2 separate regions of the Homo sapiens genome follow, and region 2 is linked to region 1. A link is a loop called in an ENCODE intact Hi-C map of the cell type or tissue named here. Cell type or tissue: ovary. All regions are shown on one strand. Each heading gives the region's core, and the rest is flanking DNA. Links, peaks and the distances in the headings are about the cores only. Region 1 overlaps ENPEP (glutamyl aminopeptidase). Region 2 has its middle 14 kb from the start of ELOVL6.

Region 1 (10,688 bases), core at 803-8,802:
GACATTTTGGAGTAGATAATTCTTTTTTTGTGCGGGACTTTCCTGTGCGTTATAGGATACTTAGCATCCCAGACTTCTATTAACTAAATGCCAGTAACCTGCCAGCCCCTGTTGTGACAACTAAAAATGTCTCCACATATTTCCAGCTGTCTCGTGGGGGACAAAAATCTCCTCCAGTTGAAAACTACTCATCTACATGGAAAATTGCTGATTTTATAATTTATTGAAAATAAACTGTATAAATGGAAAATTGTGTTGTCCTTTATTTTCTCCCATACAGTATACTGAGGCCCTTATAGCAAACTGTTATAAGAAATTATAACATTTTAATATTGTCTAATATTCCAAGTACTGTGTTTCAAAAGCAATGGCTAAATTCCAGAAGAATTTGCTGTGCACTTCTTAAGTGAAATTTAATCACATCGTTCAACACAACAATTAATTCATTCCTTCATCTATTCATTCATTCCTTTTTTTTTTTTTCCTTTTTGAGATGGAGTCTCACTCTGTCACCCAGACTGGAGTGCAGTGGAGCAATCTCGGGTCACTGCATCCTCCACCTCCTGGGTTCAAGCAATTCTCCTGCCTCAGCCTCCTGAGTAGCTGGGACTATAGGCCCTCGCCACCACTCCTGGCTAATTTTTATATTTTTAGTAGAGATGGGGTTTTGCCATGATGGCCAGGCTGATCTTGAACTCCTTACCTCAGGTGATCTGCCTGCCTTGGCCTCCCAAAATGCTGGGATTACAGGCGTGAGCCACCGAGCCCAGCCCATTCATTCATTCTTCATTCAGCAAATGGAGGACTCCAAAATGAATAATGAATAAAATACACTTCTTGCCCTTAAGGAGTTCTCAATTTAAGGTCTTGTGGATGGAAGGGTCAGATAGATAAAGATATTTTATAAGCGAGCTCAATAAATACCACAATCATGGAATACCTCGTTTCACTGGTGAAAAATCGGAAGGCCAGGAAAATGATAGAATTTTCCAACATCACAGAGATAGGTGGTAGCAAAATCCAAAATCACACACACAGCTGGTAGCAAAATCCAAAATCACACACACAGCTGGTATAGTCAATCTTCCTCACACTGAGAACAGGATCTTTCTACTCACCATACTTAAACTTCCTAGGTATACAAAAATCAAAATGCAAGTCAAAATTATCTTGATTGGCAGTCATCACTTGACAGCAGTACCTTTCCTGTTATAAATGAAACCCGCATAATTGGAAAATGTAAGCCAATACAACATACTCCTGTTTTGGAAATATTTTTAATTAAGTAGAGCCAATGAAATTTTTAAAGTTAGTAGTGATTTAGCAGAGTTAGATTTCAGAATCTTACTGCTTAAGAGTCAAAATAACTATAGCAGCTAATGGGTTAGGTTCTCATTCTGTGCCAGGTACTATGCCAAGTACTAACCATGAATTTTATCACTGAGTCCTGTGCACAGTTCCAAAAAGTACAGGCCATAATTACTTCTATTTAATGGGTGAGGAAACTTGCTTAAACTTATATATCTAGAAAGTAAAAAGACTGAGCTTTGAACCAAGGAAATCTGACAGTACTGCTAGGCCTGTCAACCAGTCTGTATTGCTGACAAGACCTAGGAGGGAAACGAGAGGTGATTAGAACTAAAGGATAAACTGCCAATATTTTCTTTCATTAATTATGAAGTATCCAAATTCCAATAACAAGTTAATATTAGAAAAACCTGAACATCAATATTTGGCAAATTGATATGCAACCTCTCTTAATTCTTAGACCAAATCTGTGGAGTGATGTCATCATTCTCATTGCACAGATATAGAAATAGGGCTTGAAAAGTTTGGCACATATCCAAAAGTCACACAGAAGTCGCAGAAGCAGAATTCACAGAAGTTGATGTCTTCTCGGCCTGTCATCTGGGGGAAAATTAAAAGGAATTAGAAGTAGAAGAAGGGCATGAAATCAATATAGCTCAATCAGTGCAAAGTATGATTAATTTGAAGACCTAATGTTTAAGTAACTTAAGTCATTTATATTTATTTTCCTCCAATTTTTCTTATATATGGTATTTTAGTTTATAAACTAGTATAAAGGAAATACTATATTCCTTTGGCTCATTCTTTCATTTCAGCGTGACCAAATGTTACTTGAAGATGTATTACCTGTTCAAGAGGATGATTCTTTGATGTCTTCGCATCCAATTATTGTGACTGTGACAACCCCTGATGAAATAACATCTGTTTTTGATGGAATATCCTATAGCAAGGTGGGAGAAATAGAACATTGTTTTGAACATCTTCCTGTTTAGTGACTTTTCTTTTAGTGGATACCTAAAAATGGTAAGAATGGTCACACTGTGCCAGTGAGCTTTGGAAAACAGTGTAGAAGTTATTCTGAGTGCTGAATATTCAATAGTTTGTACTTTTCAGTATAATTTAGTGCTGGTCATTGTCACAGAATTTTAAAAGAGATTTTTAAGAATTTCTCTTTACACATTTGTATATAATTATTTTCATTCTGATAATTTAATATTTAGACTTGAAGCATCACATTTCAAATTGTTTTATTTGATTTTTTAAAAGACAATAAATCTTTTTCTTCTATGTGGTCAACAAGAAATGCTGTATATGTGCACAGCTTTCCTAGTAGAACATTTTAATGCCTGCAATAAACATTTAAATCCAACTCAGAAGGAAATACTTTTATTCCTTTTTAGAAGATGTAAAGATGAATTTGTTAGCATATTGTAGGTGAGGATTTTTTCTTCACTAATATTTTATGAAAAGTTGCTGGAAATCTGTAACTCCAAGATTTATGTGACACATTCTGTCCCACAATATTTCATATAGTCTCTCCTTCAAACATATTCCACATCTGTATGTAACATAATTTAAATTTTATTTTAGTCATTTTCTACTTCAGCTTCTCATGGGTTTCCCACTACACTGAGATGCTTAGAAGCTACTGCATGCTAATACATTTTGTTATCCTGAGTAATACCTAAAGTCTTATTTGAGTCAAAAATATTATAATTATTAAAATGAATACTTGAGTGAAAAAGCTTCTATGTATTAGCATTTGAAATTCTTAGCATCATATTTTTGACTTTCCCTCTCATATGATTCCCATGGTGTATGTTCAGCCTTCTTGTATTCATTTTTCTTTGATATTATGAATGATTCCTTTTATCTTTATGTCGAAATGAAAATTTCGAATCCACTTATAGCCTATTCTAATTATTCACATGGGAGAAGTTTAAATTTATTCAATCATTTTTCCCCTTAGTCCTAGATACTCCTCAGGTTTAAGATATTATGTCCAAGATAAATAAATGTTTCTAGGCCTTTAGCTTTCTAAATAGGTATAAAATTAATTTAGAATGCTTAATAACTTACAATAAAAATTACTAATTTAAGTGGGGGCAGTGTTCTTTTTTCATTCAGTTACTTGAAAATTGATTTAAAATATTACAAATTGTGCATTTCAGTACTAACCTTATAACACATAAAAAGAAAGTACAGAGCCAAGATGTTCATCAGATTCTTCAGATGAAAGGAAAGCAAATGAGATAGACTACTGAGAAGAGAAAGATTATATGCCTAAATTATGTATCCATGTATATTAAGCTATTTGACCAGATAATTCCTTGACTATCTACTTCCCTCTGCTAAATATAATTCTTATTTTCAAATATGAAAATATATTTAATAAGTTGGCAGAATTTTACCCTGAAACTACTTTCCTCATTCATCAAAGAATGTGATTTTTTAGACTATTTCTCTTTCATTAAGAAAGCCCCATCTGCTGGTTTATTTGGGGAAGTGCAATAATTATTTGAATCTGAAGTCCCTGAAATGATGGCCATTTTAGCAATTTCTCTTTACCTTTTAGTTATTTTAGATGCATAGATACAGGGACTGTGCCAAGTGGTATTTTCATCCTAAAATCATAGAGCCATATAATTTAGCAGAATCATCTTGAGGAACTAATCTCACAAATATGATCATGAAATACTAGTTGCAAGAGTAATAACTGATCATTGTTCCTTACATAGCCTTTATTAGTTTCATTTGTCTTTTTATCCCCATTGTAGGGATCTTCTATTTTGAGAATGCTTGAAGACTGGATAAAACCAGAGAATTTTCAAAAAGGATGTCAGGTATGATTTATTACTTTTAGTGATATCAAAATTAAACTACATTGATATGTGGCTGGTGAATGTTAAGATATGTGATTAATCAAGGATAATTTCCTTTTTAATCTCTTTACTGAGGCATAGATAATATAGCAAAAGATAAAAACATGATTTTACATCCAATTGAGTACCTACATTGTATCTGTAATGATCATTTAGCAGAAGTCTCATGGAGAAGTTGAAACAGATTACTTAGTTATTTTTGAAACTCCTTACATGTGTCTTAGTCAGCTTGGGCTGCCATAAGGAAATACCATAGACTGGGTGGCTTAAACAATAGAAATGCATTTTTCTTGCAGTTATGGAGGCTGGAAAGTCCAAGATCAAAGTGCTGGCTGATTCCGTTTCTGGTGAAGCCTCTCTTCCGGGCTTGCAGATGGTAGACTTCCCACTGTGTCCTCATAGCAGAGAGAGAGAGAGGGAGAGAGAGAGAGCACTCTGGTGTCTCTTATAAGGATACTGGTTCCACCATAAGAGTCCCAGCCTCACGATATCATCTAAATGTGACAGCTCCCAAAGGCTTCGTTTCTAAATACTATCACACTGGGGGTTAGGGCTTATATGAATTTCAGGGAATACGATTCTTTCCATAGCAACATGATATAAACATCTAAATTTATCTATAAAGGTCATTCCTTATACTGAGTACAAGACTTTTCCCTTATTATTAGATTAGAAAAGATCAATATTAGTATGCTTATTACAATGGAGTCAGTGAATAAAGAGGCTTGCTTCCTTTTGGTAACAGAAATGACAATAAACTTTCTGAAACATTTCACACATCCCACTTAAGCGTATTATTCCAGGAGATGTTTCTGTTTCATTTTCGTTTTTCTAACAGACCCTAAGCCAATCGTCCCAGGTTTGTTTTTATTTTTAATTTTATCAAAGTAGCTACAATGTGTCCCTATAACTGCCGTCTCTGCAGGTTGGCCCCATTCCAGCCTAGAAATGAAGTTCTCTTCCTACTCTTTCCCTTCCACCTACATCCTGCCTGCTGCGATAACCCAGGTAGTCAGGAGTAGCAGTGCTGACGGTATTCATCCCAGAGAGCAGAAAACAGGTTGGAGAAATGCCCCCTGCTGGCTGCCACAGAAAGTACTTCTTCTGTATGTGATTCCCCAGGAGAAGGTCACCATTCACATAGATCTCACTCCCATCAAGCCTTCTTATGTGGCATTTAGCCCTCTCTACACTACTCTAAAAGAAAACGGCCCCCTTCTACCCAATAGTGAAACATCTAGGTGATTATTAAAGTAAGAAATAAAGTCAAGATTTCGGAAATATTTGGAAGTATATCAGTATATTTTAACCCTTTGTCTATTAGTAAAATATTTTGTAGAGACATTAGGTGCAAAGAGAGAAGCTATGTGCTTGTGCTTCTGCATCATGAGAACATCTTGTAACTTTTCCATAAGTTTCAAACTCAAATGTTATCATATATTCCCTCACTGTAAGCATTATTATTATTATTATTGTTATTGAGACAGAGTCTCGCTCTGTCGCCAAGGCTGGAGTGCAGTGGCGTGATCTTGGCTCATTGCAACCTCTGCCTCCCGGGTTCAAGCGATTCTCATGTCTCAGTCTCCCGAGTAGCTGGAATTACAGGCACCACCACACCCGGCTAATTTTTATATTTTTAGTAGAGACGGGGTGTCGCCACGTTGCCCAGGCTGGTCTTGAACTTGTGAGCTCAAGAGATCCGCCCGCCTCGGCCTCCCAAAGTGCTGGGATTACAGCCATGAACCACTGTGCCCTGCCCATTGTAAGCATCTTTAATCAGGGACTCTGTCTTCTATATCTTTACCCATACTGCAGGGCCTAGTTTAATTACACATGTTACGTCATCCTGAAAATGTTTGTTAAATGAATGAATGAGTGAATAGCCTATAATAAATTATACAGGACATAGAAATAAAGAAGATTCATTTTCAAAAATTAAGTTAAAATTCAGTTTGTATAGTTTTGATTCTAAATTAAATTGTAATTAATAAATAACAATTTTGGCATCTTCAGAGCTGGCTTCAAATTAAATAATCTTTCATATTGACTTTGATAGAGAAGTACTAAGATTCCTTGAAAATGAATAGCTATCCTAATAATTCCATAAAACTCTCATATTTCCTTTAACCTAGTATCTATGTTATAATTAATTTAAAAAACCGGTTTTGTCTAAAATTAATAATTCTTAAGTTAAAAGTCTTCCTTTAACTGTGATCACAGATGGTGCTAAAAACTGAACTATGAAGAATAGATATTAATATTTCATGCCATTATAGTGCTATGGAATGAATTTACACAAAACACCCAAACACCCTTTTCCTTCAATCTTCAAACACTAGCTAATATCTGAAAATAGTATATGATCGATATGGACCACATCCAATAAACCCTCAGACCAACTGGAACATAGTTCCATAGTTCACATAGTTTGAGCATCCCAACAATATCCTCCTTGAGTTGTCATCATCACTCTATGATTGTTGCCCTGAAATCCCACAGGCTATGAATGGGAGTTCAAGGTATTTCTGTTGCAAATACTAACTTTCTGCCCAAAGTGACTCTTTATTAGCTAACCTGGTGTGGAACTAAATCTGGGGCTGGCCATTTGTCTATTCTCTTTCATGCTCATCACCTTGCCCCAAACTCAACCTCAAACAGCAAAATAGGTGCAGGATGGGGGAAATAAGAGCAAAATTATCAACTGGAAAATCTTTAAGGCTATACATGTACATAAAAGATGTAATAGAGAAGGGGACATTCATAACAATATGTGGTCATGAAATAGAAACCGAGAATATATTCTTCCTTTCTTTTTCTTCTAGTATCAGTAGTACTGTCAATAAGACAGGAATGGGTCAGCTGGAAAATGTCTTTTCCCTTCTTGGGATACTAGTAACAGAAACATTGTTCGTTTCCTTTTGTGCTCACTGATTCCAACTAATAATGAACTGTGACCTAGGTCATCGTGTAATTTTGACTTGAATGATTACATGATTATTCAAGGTGAAGAGGGAAGTGTCTTAATATAGAATATTCAAAAGCACTAATCTAGACAATATAAAATTAGTACCTTTTAATATGCTGATTACATAAATTTCCATTCAGCCTGTGGTTCATGAGAAGCAAGAAACTGCAATTTTAAAAGCAGTAACAACAATAACAGTGATGAAAACCACACACACTGATCCAGGGTTCAGAATTCTCCTCATCATAATCTCAGGCAAATCTCTTCACCTCTGAAGGCACCCAGGTAGTTAGGGAGAGCAGTTTCCTTCACCTCAAAATGTGGGAGCTTTATTAAATAATATTTAAAGTCCCTTCCAGTTCCACGATTGCATGGTTCTAAGCTCAAGACCTTGTAGTAGTCAAACTCCTCTAAATTAATTTTAAAAGATATTCAATAGAAATTGTCATCAAAACACAGCTATGGTTATAACTATTACTATGCCAAGTATTCAATTATTATTATTTAAAAATATTAGACATTTGATTTACCAAATATTCAATTATTTTATTAAGATATGATGAATGATTTGTGCAACTTTCTGTAATGAATACCTAAAAGTGATTGCTGCTTCTCCCTTCCTTTGCCTGCCCTCTGGTGGTAGTGCCAAGAAGTGAATTAACCAAAAGAACAAATATGGAGGCAGCATTCCAAAGTGGCTTCATCCCTCTTCCAGGCTTCTTGGAGTCCTTCTAATACTGTTTTATCTCTATGTCTGAAAAGAAGAGGAATTTAGGAGGTAACGTGATTTAGGTACAGCACCTACTGAAAATTATAGCAACTTAGAGTGAAAATGATATGTGCAAAGTTAACATTAAGAACACTGAAGATGGTTCCATTTTCTATCAAAGACCTCCACTTTCAGTCAGGACAATTCTAGAAAGCAACAGAGGAGTGATACAGCAGGAACTTAGGAAAGTTTACTGGCAAACTCCAAGTGGCTCCCAGTTACGGGATTAGAAGACTGGGAATTTTTTCTGGGGATAAATCACACTATATTTGAAAACTCACATATAGAAAGAGGTTTTGTAAAGAAAATTGCCAAAAGAAGCTTAAATCTAAAAGACTTGTACTTTAAAATATTTGAAGAGTGAAGACTTATGCTTTACAGTGAATAATGTCCCCAATTCATCCACCACCACCACCACCACCACCATCATCATCATTATTATTCAAAAGGTTGTATATTTATTTCCTTAGAGCAGAGATCAGCAAGCTACTGTCTGCTGGCCAAATCTGGCCCACCATCCATGTATTTTTTTTAAGGCTCATAAACTAAATATGGTTTCCACATTATTAAATAGTTGAAAAAAATCAAAAGAAGAAGAATATTTTATGATACATGAACATTGTATGGAATTCAAATATCAATGCAACAGCCGTGCTCATTCATGTACATGTTATCTATGGCTGGTTTTGCGCAATGGAGGTAGAATTGAGTAGCAGGGGTTCAGTTCATCTTGTGAAAGTATGAGAAAAGCAAACATTGACTTCTAACATGCTGATTATTTTTTACACACAGATGTACTTGGAAAAATACCAATTCAAGAATGCAAAAACTTCTGATTTTTGGGCAGCACTGGAAGAGGTAAGGAAGAGTATATGTCCCCAAATATTTCTTTGTCTGATTTACAAATGGCTTACCAATCATTTTCTAATCTAACTATTCTATCCTTTTATTTTCTCATATTTGTTAATTAATTAATCTCCATTTTGTTTTCAATCTTAGGCAAGTAGGCTACCAGTGAAAGAAGTAATGGACACCTGGACCAGACAGATGGGTTATCCTGTGCTTAACGTGAACGGTGTCAAGAACATCACACAGAAACGCTTTTTGTTGGACCCAAGAGCTAACCCTTCTCAGCCCCCTTCAGATCTTGGGTAAGGCTCTATAATGCATTGAAAAAAACACAGAAATTTGGCAGAAATATTGGTAATTTGTTTATATCCTATTGTTGAGTACATGATGGATGAGTGATATACAAGTATAAAGCCACAGTGCCTTTAGGGGAACAAGGAATTCAAAAATAGCCAAGTGATTTCCAGGTTTGAAATGGTGGGCAGAGCACATCCATCCGCATCCTGTTCTTTACAGATATTGAAGAGAGGAATGGAATTACCTAAAGAAATAAACCTACAAGAATAAAGAAAATAAAGGGAGGGGCTGTAAGTGTCACAGAGTTCTGAAGAAGTAAAGCAGAAGGAGAAATACAGACTGAGGAAAATACAACCAGATAATAATAAGGGAACTTCCCTATCCCTAGACAGGTTCTAGGTACAGTGTTAGCATGAAGACTGAAGGGTAAGAGTGAGAAGTGAGGCTGGAAATAGGACAATGAATTGAAAGTCTAGTCTCAGGACAATTTGTGCCAGCTGGACCCACCCCTCACCCCTACTTTCTCTCCGCCACCTACCATTTCTTTCTCTGCACACAGCTCTCAGAAATCTGGCAATGGCTCCAGGAAAAAATACAGTGGGCTTGTTTCCTAAAGAAATTGACTAAAACAGTAGAGGAGAGCTAAGGATTTCCATTTGGTTGAGACTCTCAGAGTAAAGCCTCCCTCATTATGTTATTTGCAGGATGGGTGGGCTGGAGCTGACAGCACCCCTCATACACACAGGCAGAGCTCCCAGTCAGACCTTCTGCTCAGCAGAGAAACTTACTTCAAAAATACAACTCCCTTCAGCCTGGGCAACATAACAAGAGCCTGTCTCTACAAAAAATTTTTAAAAAGGCACTGGAGTATGGTAGTTCATGCTTGTAGTCCTAGCTAGTCAGGAGGCTGAGGCATGAAGACGACTTGAGTCATCTCAAGTCAGGAGTTTGAGGCTTCAGTGAGCCATGATCACAACACTGCACTCCAGCCTAGGTGACAGAGCAAGAGCTCATCCCTAAAAATAATAAAATAAAATAAAATAAATAATTATATATATACACATATATGTATGTATAAAATCCCTTCTCGATAATAGAGAGAGTACACGCCAGCTACTAGAATCAATTTAACTCTTTCTTAAATATGAATGACAAAGATCACAAGATACATGAAAAAATTTGGAAGGATAAAAGGTTAAAATTTCATGTGAACAAACAACTCCTGACTTTATAAGATGCATAATTAAGGAAACAAAATAAATGTATGAGATGCATTCAGAGATGAAGAACTATTACACCAATGAACCAGGAGCAGAATGTCTTAGAAAGGACAAATTGAGAACACAAAAGAACCTGAAAGATTAGATTTCTGATTCTCAAAAGAATTAATAGACCAACTAAAAATAAATTTGGCAAATCCTCCAAAAATACAGGGCAAACACACATAGAGCTAGCAAATATAAAAGAGAAGACAAATATGAACAGTCTAGCACCCAACAGATAGGTGTTTTTATTTTTTGGCTTTTTTTTTTTTCGAGACAGAGTCTCACTCTGTCACCCAGGTTGGAGTGCAGTGGCGCAATGTCAGCCCACTGCAACCTGTGCCTCCTGGGTTCAA
Region 2 (11,122 bases), core at 1,167-9,166, 300 kb before region 1:
TGGCTCCCCAGCAGCCTTCCTCCCATGACACCAGCTTGTATGTTTTCTGTCATTATTCCAAATTACAGATGTGAAGCTGAAGCACACTGATGTTAAGTAGTCAGCCCAAGAGCTCTCAATTCTTTAGCTGTAAAGTCAAAATCTAAATCCAGATACTCTGGATCCATCTTCTTAACCACCACAGTTGAGTCCTCCTCCCACTCGCAGGCCAGAGAGTGTGTATTTTTAGCCAAAAAGAGACATTTCTTCTCAACTTTAGACCATAGAACAGGATGAATCCAATTGACATAATTTACCTTTTTTCCTCTTCATCACCTCCTCTTACTCTCAGGGAACATTGACCAACTGAATATTTATAAAGAGCTTTTCTTTATTAACTTACATGGGGATGGAAAATACGTCTCTTTTGCCCTGAACTAGTTTCAATATTTGATTCTAACTCTGGAAACAAAACCTACAACGTAGGCTTATTAGAAGCTGCAAATTTGTACTAGAGAATAAGATATTTTCAACACACATGATAGAATATTGATGTCTTATTGAGAGGGAAACATCTGCAAATAGGGAAGAAATTTGCACCATCCCAATAGATGGATGAGAAAAAGATCCAGATAGACTCCTATATGAGACTATCAGTTGATTTAGAAAAGTACATGTTGATAGAAGTAATAATAGATCTCATTTATTGAGCATCTGCTGTTAAGACCTTACATGCATTGTCTCATTTCATCCTTATAACAACTCCATGCAATAACTCCATTTTATAGATGAGGAAAGTGGAGTTTGGAAATTTTAAGGATCCTGTCTAATTTGCCAAATGGCTAGGTTAGATTGCCCAATCTGTCTGATTCCAAAGTCTGGCTTCCATGCCATAACCCTGTATAGTCAAAAAGCCACTGTGAATTCAGTAATGGGTGGCATTTCTGTAGTTTATTAATTACAACAGCATCTTCATACATGTAGAAGAGTCCAGGCGAGGTGGCTCACACCTGTAATCCCACTACTTTGGGAAACCAAGGTGGGAGGATTGATTGAGCCTAGAAGTTCGAGACCAGCCCGGGCAAGATCCCGTCTCTACAAAAAAAAAAAAAGTATGTATGTATTTATTTATTTATTTATTTGAGATGGAGTCTCACTCTGTCTCCCAGGCTGGAGTGCAGTGGCACAATCTTGGCTCACTGGAACCTCCACCTCCTAGGTTCGAGCGATCTTCCTCCCTCAGCCTCCCAAGTAGCTGGGACTACAGGCGCATACCACCACACCCAGCTAATTTTTGTGTTTTTAGTAGAGATTGAGTTTTGCCATATTGACCAGGCTGCTCTCGAACTCCTGACCTCAGGTGATCCACCCACCTCGGCCTCCCAAAGTGCTGGGATTACAGGCCTAAGCTACTGTGCCTGACCCCAAAATCTTAAAAATTAGTTGTGTATAGTGGCATACATTAGTAGTAGTAGTCTCAGCGACTTGGGAGGCTATAGTGGGAGGATCTCTTGAGCCCAGGAGGTCAAGGCTGCAGTGTGAGCCATGTCATGCCACTGCACTCCAGCCTGAGTGATAGAGCAAGACTGTCTAAAAAAAAAAAAAAAAGATAACTGTGCATATATTTATGACGCATATTACTCTTTCAGCCTACGGCAAGCTAAGGACCTGTTGCAGTAAACTCAGAATCACTAAGTCCATGGACCAGTATGGGAAGTCCTGATGTAAATTTAGCAATCCTTGGCCAACATAATCAACACAGAGCCAGGCTTTATTAGTTATCTACAGTATGTAGGGCATCTATTGGTCCAGATATCTAAAGAATACCTGATCCCTGTTTCCTAAGAGAATAGGACTCAGGTACCTACTTAGCTTGCACCTGGGAGTTCTGATCCAAACCCCCACATCACCCCAGGATTACATAGCTATTTCCACAGTTCTAGAGATTTCTAAACTGAAAAACAAACCTCAAATGGGTGGATTTATTTTTTCTTGCTTCCTAACTAGTTGACCTGTATTTACCCCACGGGAGATACAGGGATCTGAGTCATAATTTCTTCATGTATCTTCTTTGGTGCCCGCAAGCTGACATTAAGTCTGAGCAAAGGGCACAACTGGAAAGGGAATACTACTCTTTTTTTTTTTTTTTTTTTTTTGAGATGAAATCTCACTCTGTCGCCCAGGCTGGAGTGCAATGGCACGATCTCGGTTCACTGCAACCTCTGCCTCCCGGGTTCAAGCAATTCTCCTGCCTCAGGCTCCCGAGTAGCTGGGATTACAGGCGTGTGCCACCACATCTGGCTAATTTTTTTGTATTTTTAAGCAGAAACGGGGTTTCACCATATTGGCCAGGCTTGTCTCGAACTCCTGACCTTGGGATCCACATGCCTCAGCCTCCCAAAATGCTGGATTACAGGCATGAGTCACAGTGCCTGGTCAGAAATACTACTCCAAATACAGTTACATGTTGCACTTTCATTCTGGTCCTACCTACAGAGGTTGTCAATACAGGAATCGCATCTGATTTTTTCCCCCTACTGAACTTTGCTGTCCACCTAATTGCAGAAAAAAATTTAAGTCTGACACCATTGTGTTTTGTAAAAAGGAAAGGCTTTTTTGGTGTGTTCTTAATTTTTGCAAATAAAAAATTAATCCAGAAACTAGTAACTGCCTCAGAAGAGAAAAATCAATATTCATTTCCTGACTATTTCACTTTAGACCTCTCTGAACATCACAATTTCTAGGAAGAAAAATATATCTGGGTTACAATTCCATCCACTAATTCTGACTTTGGGCAAGTTGCTTACATTCTTTAAAACATGTTTCCTTTGTTTCTTTCTTACTTTCTTTTTAAATATAGAAAGTGGGAATGATAATGGTACAAACTTCACAAGATTGCTGTGAGGATTAAATTAAATCATCATCTATTAAGTTGGTTAATACCTGCCATAGTTGATAAATTCTCAAGGAATATGAACCTCGGCCCTAAATACCATATTCCTATGATGAATTACTAGGGGGATACAAATAAACCTGTCCCATAAAATGTATTGTATCAACAAACATTCCTTATTGATCTTGGAGGAATTTGAGGTACATATAAAAGATACTAAATATTTTATAAATTAGAGGAGTACAAATAATTACATAAAAAGAGACTTACATCCCAAGGTAGATACCTACAAAAGTTTAACTAAAAGAACCATGAGTACAACAGTTAAGAGGACCAAATTGGATTTTTAAAAAGTATAAGAAGGAAATGTGATAGGCACTTACAAGTCCAGTTTTTAGCCGGGCACAGTGGCTTACGCCTGTAATCCCAGCACTTTGGGAGGCTGAGGTGGGCAGATCATGAGGTCAGGAGATCGAGACCATCCTGGCCAACATGGTGAAACCCTGTCTCTACTAAAAATACAAAAATTAGATGGGCGTGGTGGTGCACGCCTGTAATTCCAGCTACTCGGGAGTCTGAGGCAGGAGAATCGCTTGAACCCGGGAGGCAGAGGTTGCAGTGAGCCGAGATCATGTCATTGCACTCCAGCCTGGGCAACAGAGTGAGACTCCGTCTTAAAAAAAAAAAGAAAAAAAAAAAAGTCCAGTTTTACCCTGGAGTTTTCACAACACTGTAAGCAAGTGCTTTCAACACTGAAAACAGTTTCTGCCAGAAACCTGAAGTTTGTGAGTTAAAAATTTCTTTCTTTCTTTTTTTTTTTTTTTTTCTGAGATGGAGTTTTGCTCAGGCTGGAGTGCAATGGTGCGATCTCGGCTCACCACAACCTCTGCCTCCTGGGTTCAAGTGATTCTCCTGCTTCAGTCTCCCGAGTGGCTGGGATTACAGGCATGTGCCACCACACCTGGCTAATTTTGTATTTTTAGTAGAGATGGTATTTTTCCATGTTTGTCAGGGTCTTGAACTCCCGACCTCAGGTGATCTGCCCGCCTCAGCCTCCCAAAGTGCTGGGATTACAGGCGTGAGGCACCATGCCTAGCCTCTTTTTTTTTTTAGATGGAGTTTCACTCTGTCTCTCAGGCTGCAGTGGAGTGGCATGATCTTGCCTCACTGCAAACTCCACCTCCCAGGTTCAAGCAATTCTCTTGCCTCAGCCCAGCTAATTTTCATATTTTTAGTAGAGATGGGGTTTCACCATGTTGGCCAGGCTAGTTTTGAACTCCTGACCTCAGGTGATCCACCCGCCTCGGCCTCCTGAAGTGTTGGGATTATAGGCATGAGCCACCGTGCCTGGCCAAGTTAAGAATTTCACTTTGATAGTGAGTGACAGGAGCAGGCGTGGTGGCTCACACCTGTAATCCCAGCACTTTGGGAGGTTGAGGCGGGTGGATCACCTGAGGTCAGGAGTTCGAGGCCAGCCTGGCCAACATGGTGAAACCCTGTCTCTACTAAAAATACAAAAAAAATTAGCCAGGCATGGTGAGGCATGCCTGTAATCCCAGCTACTCGGGAAGCTGAGGAAGGAAAATTGTTTGAACTTGGGAGGCGGAGGTTGCCGTGAGCCGAGATCGCACCATTGCACTCTAGCCTGCGCAACAAGAGTGAAACTCCGCCTCAAAATAAATAAATAAATAAATAAATAAATAAATAAATAAATAAATAAAGATAGTGAGAGACACAGAGCAATTGAGGTCGAGGGAATTACTTTGTCTTGGCCCCTGGGGACTCAGGGCCTCTCTGGGAAAGGAGATGGACTAGATCATGAGCTTCTATCTTTCTTGTGCTTTCTTTATTTCTGATGTATTCCAATATACTTTCTCTATACACATTCGATACGCAAAAGTATTCAATAGTACAAAGATTTGTTTGCACTACGTATGAAAACCTGAAGAACTCTATTTGATTATGAAAGCAGATTTCCCCTTGTTGCTTTTAAGACCTTAGTGCCCCTAGAGGACAACTGGGCAATGCGCATATGAAGGGAAACCTAGATGCTACTTTTATTTTAATTACTGAGATCTCTTTTGTTCTCTACTTATGTATATGTGTTTTAATGAACTGACTGTTGGGAAGTTGCATTTACTCCTTATTTATGTTAATAGAAAAGAAAAGATGCATGGAAAATATCTAATGATGAATGAACCCACTTTTAAAATTTGATACTTGAATTACAAAGAAATACGCAGGCCCTCTTTTGCTATCCCTCTGATATGTTGGGTCCAAACTATAGATGAGGCCTCAAGAAAGGCATGGGCCCCAGTGGGCTGCCTTTTCCAACCGTGATCCAGCCTTCACCATCAGAGGCATCAGAGAGAGACCATGACTGGGGCTTCAGATGAGCAGAGAGTTGACTGTTGTGTAAGGTTTAGGAGGCCATTTTAACACCTTGTAATGTGAGCTTATAACAGTGAACACCAATTAACTCCTAAGGACTATCTTTTCAGCCTGTTCCAGGCCAGGTAATTTAAATGGAAAAAAAAAAGCCTCAAATATTTTTTATTATATCGAACTTCTGAAGATTCTTTCCATCTTGTTTCAGTATTAAGAAGAATTGTGTCATCTTGAGTAATTGATCTATTATAAAGAATGCCGTCAGCCTGGGTAACACAGGGAGATCCCATCTCTACAAAGAAAAAAAAATTAGGCCAGGCGCAGTGGCTCACGCCTGTAATCCCAGCACTTTGGGAGGCCGAGGCAGGCAGATCACGAGGTCAGGAGATCGAGACCATCTTGGCTAACACGGTGAAACCCCGTCTCTACTAAAAATACAAAAAATTAGCCGGGCATGGTGGTGGGCGTCTGTAGTCCCAGCTACTCAGGAGGCTGAGGCAGGAGAACGGCATGAACCCGGGAGGCGGAGCTTGCAGTGAGCGGAGATCGCGCCACTGCACTCCAGCCTGGACGACAGAGCGAGACACCATCTCAAAAAAAAAAAAAAAAATTAGCTGGGTGTGGTGGCGCAAGCCGGTAGTCCCACTCAGGCTTAGGTGGGAGGCTGAGGTGGGAGGATTGCTTGAGCCCGGGAGGTCAAGGCTGCAGTGAACCATGATTGTGCCACTGCACTCCAGCCTTGGTGACAAAGTGGATTTTGTCAAAAGAAAGGAAGGACAGAGAAGAAAAAAATAAAGAGAGAGAGGAAAAAGGAAAGAAACAAAGAAAGAGAAAGGAAAGAAGGAAGGAAACTGATCCACATCTTCATTGTTAGAACTTGGAGGCAAATCTGTGACTTGTCCTTGTGGCAAGTGTTTACCTTTATATAATACATATTTTTAACCTCATTGCCCTTCTTCTTATACTGTTACCTTATTTTTTAATTAGTTAATTTTTTGAGTTGGGTTCTCACTCTGTCACCCAGGCTGGAGTGCGCTGGCACAATCGTGGCTTACTGCAGCCCCAAACTCCTGACCTCAAGTTATCTTCCCACCTCGGTCCTTCCTATCTTGTATTAATTATTTTGTTGAATTTTATACTTTATATATAACAAGGTAGAAAACGAATGGAAGAAGGGAAAGAAGGAAGAGAAGGACGGAGTGAAGAAGGCTTACTAGTCTCAAATGCATACAAAGCAAGACTTGGAAGGAGTCATTATAGCTGCCTGTTAGAAGACGAATATCTTTTTATTGTTGTTGAGACAGTGTGCTGCTCTGTCACCCAGACTGGAGTGCGGTGGTGCAATCTCAGCTCACTGCAACCTCCACCTTCTGGGCCCAAGCAATTCTCCCACGTCAGCCTCCTGAGTAGCTGGGACTACAGGCATGCACCACCATGCCCAGCTAATTTTTGCCTTTTTTTTTTTTTTTTTTTTTTTTTTTTTTGTAGAGGCTGGGTTTCATCATGTTGCCCAGGCTGGTGTCGAACTCCTGGGGTCAAGCAATCCACCCATCTAAGCCTCCTAAATTGCTGGGATTACAGACGTGAGCCACCACACTAGTCCCAGAAGACAAATACCTTGAAAAAGAAAAGTGTGGCAGTGGAAAGAGTACTAGGCCTCCTGTCAGAAGGCCTGAGTTCTTTCCCAGTCCTGCCATTAACTTGCTGGGGAATCCTGGTATATTAGTTGGGGTTCTCCAGAGAAAGAGAACCAGTGTGATATATAAAGAGATTCATGCCAGGCGTGGTGGCTCACACCTGTAATTCCAGCACTTTGGGCGGCCGAGGCAGGTGGATCACCTGAGGTCAGGAGTTCAAGACCAGCCTGGCCGACGTGGTGAAACCCCGTCTCTGCTAAAAATACAAAAATTAGCTGGGCATGGTGGCATGTGCCTGTAATCTCAGCTACTGGGGAGGCTGAGGCATGAGAATTGCTTGAGCTTGGGAGGCAGAGGGCTGCAGTGAGCCGAGATTGTGCCATTGCACTCCAGCCTGGGCGACAGAGTGAAACTGTGTCTCAAAAAAAAAAAAAAAAAGAGAGAGAGAGAGAGATTTATTGTAAGGTATTGGCTTACATGATGGTAGAGACTGAGAGGCCCCATGATCTACCATCTACAAGCTGGAGACCCAGGAAAGACAGTGGTGTAGTTTGAAGGCCCAAGATCTAGAGAGTTGGCCAGGTGTGGTAACTTACACCTCCCAGCACTCTGGGAGGCCAAGGCAGATGGATTAACTGAGGTCAAGAGTTCAAGACCAGCCTGGCCAACATAGTGAAACTGTCTGTACTAAAAATTCAAGAATTAACCAGGCGTGGTGACATGCGCCTGTAGTCCCAGCTACTCGGGAGGCTGAGGCAGGAGAATCGCTTGAACTCGGGAGGCGGAGGTTGCGGTGAGCCAAGATTGCACCACTGCACTCCAGCACTCCATCCTGGGTGACAAAGCAAGACTCTGTCTCAAAAAAAAAAAAAAAAAAAAAAAGAAATAGAGAGCTAACGGGGTAAATTCAGCAAATTCAGTCTTGGTCTGAAGGCCTGAGAGCCAAGGATGCCAATGGTGGGAGAAAATCAATTTTCTAACACAAGCATCCAGACAGAGAGTGAATTTCACTTTTTTGTTCTACTTGGCCCCTTAATGGATTGGATGATGTCCACCTACATGGCAGGAGGCCATCTACTTTACTCAGTTCACCAATTCAAATGCTAGTCTCTTCCAGAAACACCTCACAGATACAGCTAGAAATAATGTTTAACCTTATCTGGGCATCCTGTAGCCAAGTTAAATTGAAATATAAAATTAACTGTCACACTTGGACAAATCCCTTCACCTTTCTGGGCCTCAGTTTCCCTATTATGAAATGAAGAGATTGGATAATATAGTCAGTAAAGTCTCCTCCAGCTTGAAAGTTTTATCGTTTTTTTTTCTTTTAATTTTTTGCTCTGTCTTATGGTGCTGAGAAAGTTTTATGGCTCTAAGCAGGCAAATGAGAAAGGGAAAAGAGAACTTTGACAAACTGGCTACTTTACAAACTGCATGCCACCCCCAGCCTGACCATCTCTGGTTCATGTTCTTTGAGTGTGATAGGCTCTCAGGCAGTAGATTCTTCTCAGCCAGGTCAACTAGCCAGAGTCTTTCTCAATTAGGTTATGTGGAGATCTCTTATACTTACTTAAGTATCTTGAGAAAGAGCTTTGGAAGAGATATCTGTTATAAAGTCTGATGATTTATAAACTGTCATGTATTTGAGGCCACTTTCTCATCACTTTGAGTTTTCAAAATTGGAGTTTCACTCAGGATGTGGAGGAAGAAAAAAAAATGGGATTACTGGAGATAAAATAACAGGCAAGAGATTAGATGTAAAGAGATTTAGATTAAATGTTAGGGTTTGAGAGGAGACTTGAAATGACAGTGAAAGAAAAATTTTCCAAAGCAAAAGAAGAGATATGGGGAGATAAGCAAATTAGTGACATAAGGGATTTAGTTTGCAACATCAGTAGGGAAAAAAAAAATGGAAAAGCAGAGCTTATAATCTTATTTCTTGCTATATCAAAGTGGACATTTGTTGTTTTTGCCTTTCCTCTTCTGGTAACTGTGTTATAGGACCAACGGGTTCATATGCCCACTGTGCAGGACACACCAGTACACTGAGACAGCAGGGGTTGCAGCAAAAAATAGAATTTAATGATCACAAGTCACCGAGCAAGGAGATGGGAGGGGATCCTCACATGTATCTCCCCGAGGAGTTCTGGGCTGGAGTTTTTAAGGGGATCGTAGAGGGCGAAGGGTTGGAGAATTGGGGTCATTGATTGGTTGGGATAAGAGGGATGAAATAATCAGGATATCAAAACTGCATTCTTTGGTGAGTCAGGTCTTTGTGGGGTCCCTCACACCAGTTGACGTCAGCAGTTATATCAGTATGTAGGACCTGAAAGAATATCTCAATTGGAAAACTTAATATTTTTTTCTTTTTTCTTTTTTTTTTTCGTTTTTATTTTTGAGACAGAGTGTCCCTTTGTCTCCTAGGCTGGAGTGCAGTGGCACGATCTTGGCTCACTGCAACCTCCACCTCCCAGGTTCAAATGATTCTCCTGCCTCAGCCTCCCAAGTAGCTGGGACTACAGGTGCCCGCCACCACACCTGGCTAATTTTTGTATTTTCAGTAGAGATGGGGTTTCACCATATTGGCCAGGCTGGTCTTGAACTCCTGACCTTGTGATGCTCCTGCCTTGGCCTCCCAAAGTGCTGGGATTATAGGCATGAGCCACCGCACCCGGCCTGGAAAACTTAGTATTTTGTAACGTTCAATTTGTTACCCGTATAGCAGTTGGGGGAGCTATAATCTTGTGATGGTCTGTGATTCTGAGGCAACTGGCAGCAAACAGCTACGAGGAAGCGGGTCACAGAGTGAGCTGCCTCATGATTAATGCTGAGTATGCTGCAAGCTGAGTTTACTTTCCTTTCTCTCCTTCCCTTTTTCCCTGACTAATTTATAAAGTTCATAGGGACAGTTTCAACTGCATCCCACTGCTCCTTTGGGGAAATGTGGGAAACCCCTTTATTGCAAGTATACCCTACCAGTCATGGGGCTGCCTTTCTTTCTCTCTGTCTTTCTCTCTCTCTTCTCCTTAACCACAGGTATGGAGTGGGCATTTGACCCAGGTGGGGCAATCTAAGCACCCCATCCCTGAACCCAGTTATTGTTCTAGAGGTGGGCACAAGACCCAAGCAGACCCAATCAAAATATTCCTTAGGGTTACATCATAAACCAATTCAATGAACTTTCACTATCTTCAGGGCTATTCTTCAGCGAGAAGCACAAGATGGTCTGACCCTGGTGATCCATAGATGATAGGCAGTTCATTTCTATTTAGACATAGAGCCATTATTCACTTGGTACTTATTTCTAATAGCCTGTCTATGTCTCTGAGGAGCTGGAAGTTAAGTTAAATGATTCCCTCTTTTTCAAGTCACCTAAAGGCATTCCATTGTTTCTCTTGGGATCACTCAGGGTTTCTTAGACTTGGGAGAGCTTTGCTAATGGAGGAGGGATAAGGTGTGGAGATTACAGAAAAAGTGAAGGTCAAAGAATTCTCAACTGTGAGACGCAACAAAAGACACATGTTGTTGCCAAATGCAAAAGAGACTTCTTTAAAATATGTGTCATCAAATTCTGAACTGCCAGTTAAGAGCTATACCTTCAACTCCTCCTAAAATTCTCTCTCCAGTGCACCTGAATATGAAGTTATTGTCATAAATCTCTAGGTGGCTGGAAAAGTCCTTTCACTACCAATGTCAGAAAGAGTGAAAGAGGGTCTAGCAGATTCCATGGAGTAGCAGCCAGAACTGTCCCGTATTAGTTTATTTTCATGCTGCTGATAAAGACATACCCAAAACTGGGAACAAAAAAAGGTTTAATTGGACTTACAGTTCCACACAGCTGGGGGAGGCCTCAAAATCATGGTGGGAGGTGAAAAGCTCTTCCTACATGGCAGCAGCAAAAGAAAATGAGGAAGAAGCAAAAGTGGGAACCCCTGATAAACCCATCAGATCTTGTGAGACTTATTCACTATCACAAGAATAGCATGGGACAGACTGGCCGCCATCATTCAATTACCTGCTCCAGGGTCCCTCCTACACACGTGGGAATTCTGGGAGATACAATTCAGGTTGAGATTTCGGAGGTGATAGAGCCAAACCATATCATTTCTCCCCTGGCTCCCCCAAATCTCATGTCCTCACATTTCTAAACCAATGATGCCTTCCCAACAGTCCTCCAGTCTTAACTCATTTCAGCATTAACCCAAATGCCCACAGTCCAAAGTCT

Evidence for each region. Hi-C counts contacts between places; a loop is a spot of excess contacts. Peaks named below come from ENCODE experiments on the same cell type or tissue, not always from the same donor. Only the 100,000 strongest peaks of a DNase experiment are listed, where the experiment ranks them.
Region 2: it touches region 1 in a loop (7-fold over the local background); 23 of 110 quality-filtered maps call a loop at or near these places.

The regions. Positions count from the first base shown.
Region 1 is chr4:110,511,292-110,521,979 of GRCh38, forward strand. ENPEP (glutamyl aminopeptidase) reads left to right here. Exons shown (of 20, transcript NM_001977.4): 7 at 2,124-2,258; 8 at 4,086-4,151; 9 at 8,717-8,782; 10 at 8,924-9,075. Among named protein-coding and RNA genes, the nearest start is that of ENPEP, 40 kb to the left of the region's middle. RefSeq lists an enhancer at 3,642-3,811. In ovary, for the core only: CTCF peaks have their summits at 3,845, 4,047 and 5,249 (motif pointing left); a DNase peak (open chromatin) is centred at 5,250; H3K4me3 peaks cover 1,038 bases; H3K27ac peaks cover 900 bases.
Region 2 is chr4:110,206,587-110,217,708 of GRCh38, forward strand. No RefSeq gene overlaps it. Among named protein-coding and RNA genes, the nearest start is that of ELOVL6, 14 kb to the left of the region's middle. RefSeq lists a silencer at 4,687-4,981. In ovary, for the core only: a CTCF peak has its summit at 4,885; no DNase peak of the experiment used is centred there.